Linked DNA regions of Mus musculus: region 2 is linked to region 1. The links are chromatin contacts, found by Hi-C or POLR2A ChIA-PET in ENCODE. All regions are on one chromosome and are shown on one strand. Each heading gives the region's core, a stretch centred on a gene start or an enhancer-like site at or near the end of the contact. The rest is flanking DNA. Distances are from core to core; before and after follow the strand shown.

Region 1 (2,948 bases), core at 132-2,631:
CTGGAACTATCTCAGGTGAGCATGAGGGAGACAGTCCGGGCAGATACAGACTTCTATTTACTGTGAGCCACACAGAGTCCCTACAAGGTCACAATAGTCTTTGGGGATTGCAGGCCTGTGCTGCTGTTGTCTGGTTTTTACACTGAATTCTTGGACCTGAACTCAGGTGGTCCTGCTCCCATGACAAGCACATCACCATTGAGCTATCTCTGCAGCTCCAAGAGTAGGACATTATAAAGGGGCTTCACAGCAGGCAAGACAGGAGTTACAGGAAGGGCATAGGGATCAGGATACCTGCTAGGCTCAACTTCCTCCTTCCTCCTCATATAATCGTGGTGTGGTGCTTCCAGCAGTAAGAATATCCAATTAGGAAAAGTCGGAGACCCTGGCATAACAGGCTCAAAGGATCACTAAGGGCTTAGTGGCCAGCACAAACTCAGAAAGTAAATCATGCCAGTGCTGTAGATCCTGTGCCTGCTTCCAGCTTCTTTAGGCCCTGAAGTCACGTACACAAACCCACCTGACACATAATTAAACCTTTGTTTTCGAGACAGGGTTTCTCTGTATAGTCCTGGCTATCCTGAAACTCTTTGTAGACCAAATTGGTTTTGAACTTGAGATCTGTCTGCCACTGCCTCCCAAGTGTTGAGACTAAAGGCGTGCGCTACCATGCCCGGCAAAATATAAATCTTTTTTTCTTTCTAAAGGTCGATGGTATATCTCAGTGATTGCCTAACATGCAGCCAGTCCTGTCTTCCATCCCCAGTATCCTGTAACCCTGGTGTGGTGGTGGCACACGCCTGTCATCTCAGTACTTAAGAGCTAAGAGGAGGATCGGGAGTGCAAGATTATCTAAGGCTGTGTGGGGAGTTAGAGATCAGCTTGGGCTCTATGAGACCTAATATTCAAAAACCAGGAGTAAGTAATAATATAAATAAACAGAAGGGATGGGGTGTTGACGCAGCTTCCGCTTCTCCTTCCATAGAACGTCTATAGTCGCTTCAGAAGAGATGTCTTTGCTCCACGTCGGTCTGATGTGATGTTGTGGAGCCCCAATGCTCAAAATTCTTACCCAGAAGGAGCATATCGGAACAGGAGCCGAGTGAGGTGTGATTCGCCAAAACCATCACCTGCCGATCCCGCCTTCTGGATGGCGTAAAAGGATGTGAAAGACGCAGAGGCCTGGGAGTGCACGCGTTCGCAAGAACGCAGCAGAAACCCAGAGTACCGCCGGCGCAGCTTCTCACGCTCCAGCGCGTCGGGGAACAGCGGCCGGGCCGCCGCATGCGCAAAGAGGCTCACGCGCATGCGTCTCACTAGGCCATCCTTCTCTGGAGTCCTCACGCAGTCCCTTCCCGCCCTCCTCCGGTCTTCACTTCCGGTGTTTCCCAGCGACAGCCGTAAATGGCGCGCGAAGCGGCCCGCGAGGCCGTCGTAAACGTCGCCCTTCGCGCCACTTCCGGCCGGCTTCTGTGGCCGGTGCTGGTAAGCGATCGTGAGGCGGCGGAGGACGTTGCCAGTGGCTGCAGCCATGGAGATGCCGATGCCGCCAGATGGTGAGGCCGGTCCCTGAGCTGAGGTCGTTGGGTTCTTCTCGTGTGCCCCCGCCGGCCAGCCGTGCCTCCTCGCGTTGCCGGGCCAGTGACGGAGCGCGCTGCGGCCTCGCCGCTCCTCCCTCGGCCTCTCCGTGGTTCCCCGCATTCCTGGCGCGCGCTTGGCCCTAGTCAGGACCCGTACACCACCGCCTTGCAGTGGCCCGCCCCAGAGGACCCCGGCCTGGTCCCCGGGTCAGGCTGCCCCCACTGACGCCTTTTCCTCTGTTTTGCAGATCAGGAGCTTCGAAATGTCATCGATAAGCTCGCTCAGTTTGTGGCTCGCAACGGACCCGAGTTCGAGAAAATGACGATGGAGAAGCAGAAGGACAACCCTAAGTTCTCGTTTCTGTTTGGAGGCGAGTTCTACAGTTACTACAAGTGCAAGCTGGCACTGGAGCAGCAACAGCGTGAGTTCCCCTCAGGCCCTCAGCCGCCTCGGGGTTCAATGCGGGCCCCGCCGCAGCCAATTTCTTTAGAGTTGCAAGTTTCCTCTGCAGAGCAGAGCAGCCGTTCTTCTGTCCTACCCGGAGCCCTGTACCAAGATAGACTGCTGGATCTGTGTGTCATAAGGAGAGACTATCATATATTCTCTATCCAGGCTTTTGGGTCGGGAGTGGTCCCTGGGTGGTCTTTGCAGAGGCAATTGCGGATCTGCAGGAAGGTGGGAACTGTGCAAACTGTGCAGCCTTTCTGCAGGCTGAGACCATAGCTTTCTGCATTTCAGGTGCATAGATCAAAAAGCTTTCCCTTTAGTTTTTGCAACGTTTTTCTTTTCCTTTTTTTTTTTTTTTTTTTTTTGCTTTCGAGATAGGGTTTCTCTGTGTAGTCCTGACTGTTCTAGAGCTAGTTTTGTAAACTAGATTTAAACATCAAGAAAAATATGATTAAAAATAATAGAAATAATAAAAAGTTTAGAGCCAGGGATGATGGGACCACCGCTTTAATCTCAACACTTAGAAGGCAAAGGCAGGTCGATCTCTGTGAGTTTGTGGCCAACTGATTGTACAAGTTCCAGTACAGGCAAGACTACATAGACTGCCTAAAAAAAAAAAAAAAAAAAAACAAAAGAAAAAGGAAAATGAGTGAAGAAGCACAGCTGGTCTTTAAGGGCCTCACACCATATCCCAGGTTGGCCTGGCAGTATGTTATCCAGCCTAGCTTCCAGTTCAAAGCAGCCTTCCTGCATCAGCTTTTCAGCATACCCAAGCTTTGAATAGTAACAGCAGATTTTATGGTTTCTGAGAGCAGAACTCACATCTGTCATATCTAGGGTAGCTCTCTAGTCTCTGAATAAACTGTGGAAATAAGTGTCTGGACTTGCAAAGCCAATGAGTAGTCAGAGTGATAGTGGCT
Region 2 (2,948 bases), core at 336-2,835, 97 kb before region 1:
TTAACTTCCCTGGAAGGAAATTACCCTGTCCTTCAAATTTGAAGGTTCAGTAGAATAACTAAAACTACAGAAGACAAACACGACACATTTGCTTACACTGAACTTGTAATAAAAATAGAACGCTCCAGGGAGGCATTTATTTATTTATTTATTCATTTATGTAGTCACTTATTTATGTTTGTTTTTGAGATGGTCTGTAGTCACACTGGACAAGAACTCATCAATAGCCCTGGCTGTCCTGGAATTAACTTGCTTTCCTCCTTTCTCTACGTTCTACGTTCTGGGGTTAGAGGCGAGCTACATTTGTCCTCATTAAAGCAGATTTGGAGGAGGGGTGCGGTAGCAGCAAGATGACTCTGCTGGTAAAGGAGCTTGTCTATGAATTTGACCACCAGAGTTTGACCAGTGACCCCCGTAAACTGTCCTCTGACCTCCACACATACCCACAACACAGAGATAAGTAAAAGTAATTAACTTTTTTTTTTTTTAATCAAAGAAGTAGGGTCTATCCTCCTCTGACTCTTGAAAGGAAGCTGACCCAAAGTTGCCCTGTCCTGGAACGGTTTAGGCTCCATAAGTGGGAAGGATCCCAGGCCCGAGCTGGCCCAGCTGGCATGTGAGAAGGGAGGGAAGAAGATGCCAAAAGATGCAGTACAGAGGGGACATGGGTGTCACTTTCCCCCGAACCTGATCGCAGCACCCAGCATGGCCAGTCCTTATATAGTCACCAGGCAGTCAATTCAAGGGCGTTAAGGGAGGTCATGGCAGCTGACGTCCAGAACATCTGACCCTCGCCCAGGCAGGTCCGATCCTTGATTTGGAACCTTCGCCACCATCAATCCCCCTTGCCCAAGATTAAGTTCAGGAATCCTTGCTCTAACCTGACTCTGGCCTTTTCGTTGCCCCCGCCCTCAACCCCAACCCCGCAGCACCTGTCCTCCTAACCGTAAACAAGAGCGCTCCTTTTCTTCCCTCCCACCTCATTTGCAGCCTCCTTTCCACAGCGCCTCTGTCCCCAGGGTTCGCTCCTCCACCTGCGCGAGCGTGGGAGCACTCCACGATCTCAGCCTCTGCCTCCTCCCCCATCCAGCTCCAGGATCTAGCCTGTCTCCTCCTTTCGTCTCCATCATCAAGCTAGGGGCAACCTCCCTCCTGGTAACTCCTACAATCCTCGACTCACCTGGCTCATACTTCAGGTAGATGATGGAGACGATGAAGTAGCTGAGGTCGAAAACAGGGAAGAGCGGCACCCGCGAGAAGCTGAGCGCTAGCTCGCCCAGGCTCAGCGCTGACATCAGGTCCATGGCGATGGAGGGCGCCTCCCCGGCCCCGTGCGTCCCGCGCCCCGCTGCCCGACGAATGCTCCCTCGCCACTGAGCCCGCCCCACTGCCAGGCACCGCCCCCCGCCTGCCCCCACCCCTCGGGAGAGGAGGGGTGGTGGGGGACTCCTAGCAGCCGGGAGCCCAAAATGCGGGGCCGTAGGGACGTCAGAACTCGTTCAACAGAGCCAAAAAGGCGATCTGTCCCCTGCATCCAGCACACACAAGAGGGAATCTTGTCCTTAAACATCTGCGTAGTTAGAATCCTGTCCCTTTTCCATGGGACTAACCAATTCAGGACCCCTATTTCCCTCAAAACCCGCGCCCTCGGAAGATCTCAGCCAAGAATATCATGTTTCATTCCTGAGGATCCAAAGTCAGAACCCCGCCTCCCACAAGGGGACCTCAACCAAACCCTCACGTTCTGTTTGGTTTTGTCTCTCTAAAAGGCTCCACAAGTCAGAACCCTCCTCTTTGTGGACCCCAGCCCAGACTGGATCCACTAAGTTAGGACCCTCCCGCTTCAGGAGGCCCCACAAGTTAAGATCCATCCTCTGTAGACCTTAATCCAGGCCTTATGTTCTGTAAGTCTGTCCGGTCAGGACTCTCATTCTCCGTGGGGTTACTCGAGTCAGACCTGGGAGGTCCGTGGGAGGTACAACTCAGGCAGGAGGTCATCCTGACTCTATGCACTCTGAGCCGGGATCGCAGTTCTCCGTGGGGACCCAAGTGGAGTCCTTTTGGAGTTCAGGCATCTGCCGCGCCCATATCCATATCCAAGCCGTTCACGGGCGGCTCAAGGGTCAAGGGCGCAATTTCTGTAGCCCGGAATCCATAGCCCAACCAACCCCCGAGCGGCATCAACAGCAGGGACCAGCTGTGGCACGTAACACTGAGCATGCGCGCGCGCACCCCAAGCTCCGCCCTGTAGGTGACATCATGCTACATCCTCAGTCGAACCCAACCAATGCTGATTCAGAATTGGTCAGTTCTCGTTCCACTTTCCGCCCCTCATCACGGCTTCCGTTTCCGGTTTGACGGACGCCTTGGGTGTAAGGATGATCGGAGACATACTGCTGTTCGGGTAATATGAATGAGGGGTGTTAGAGGTCGGAGAGTGGCAGTCAGAGGGGTGGGGGTGACCCTTACTGACCGTTACTGTCCCTCCGCAGGACGCTACTGATGAACGCCGGGGCTGTGCTCAACTTTAAACTGTGAGTAGGCCGCGACAGGCGGTGTCCCAGACAGCCAGGCCCTCCCACAGCCAGTCCCCGCCCACACCCTTGGTCACCGCCAGTCCCGCCCTGTGCATGCTCCACGCCCCACTAATCCTACCTCTAGCCACGCCTCCGCGCTGCTTCACCAGGCTCTGACAGTTCTGTATCACTCCAGGATCTTTAAATCTGTACTCTCTAGACCAGGGAACGGCTCAGCGGGCAGAGGCGCTTGCTGCCAAGCCTGACTACTTGAGTCCGATTCCCGGATCCCCCATGGTAGAAATCCTGTTGATTGTCCTTTTGATCTCCACACAACTGCTGCGGGATGGCACACTCATTCTTTTTTTTTTTTTTTTTTTTTTTTTTGGTTTTTCGAGACAGGGTTTCTCTGTGTAGCCCTGGCTATCCTGG

What was found. A loop is a pair of places that touch in the nucleus more often than their neighbours do. ChIA-PET counts read pairs that join two places held with the same protein, here RNA polymerase II (POLR2A).
Region 2: POLR2A ChIA-PET joins it to region 1 with 20 read pairs in Patski. The contact joins the promoter of Tmem38a here to the promoter of Cherp in region 1. A Hi-C loop is called at or near these places in 1 of 37 maps with a recorded cell type or tissue (gastrocnemius). POLR2A ChIA-PET finds 5 or more read pairs at or near these places in 3 of 5 experiments (Patski and embryonic stem cell).

What each region holds. Positions count from the first base shown.
Region 1 is chr8:72,473,666-72,476,613 of GRCm38, reverse strand. It overlaps Cherp (calcium homeostasis endoplasmic reticulum protein), which reads left to right and starts at 1,381. Exons shown (of 18, transcript NM_138585.3): 1 at 1,381-1,556; 2 at 1,829-2,002. The coding sequence starts at 1,532.
Region 2 is chr8:72,570,460-72,573,407 of GRCm38, reverse strand. It overlaps Tmem38a (transmembrane protein 38A), which reads right to left and starts at 1,585. Exons shown (of 6, transcript NM_144534.2): 1 at 1,181-1,585. The coding sequence starts at 1,304. It overlaps Smim7 (small integral membrane protein 7), which reads left to right and starts at 2,360. Exons shown (of 5, transcript NM_172396.3): 1 at 2,360-2,404; 2 at 2,493-2,534. The coding sequence starts at 2,379.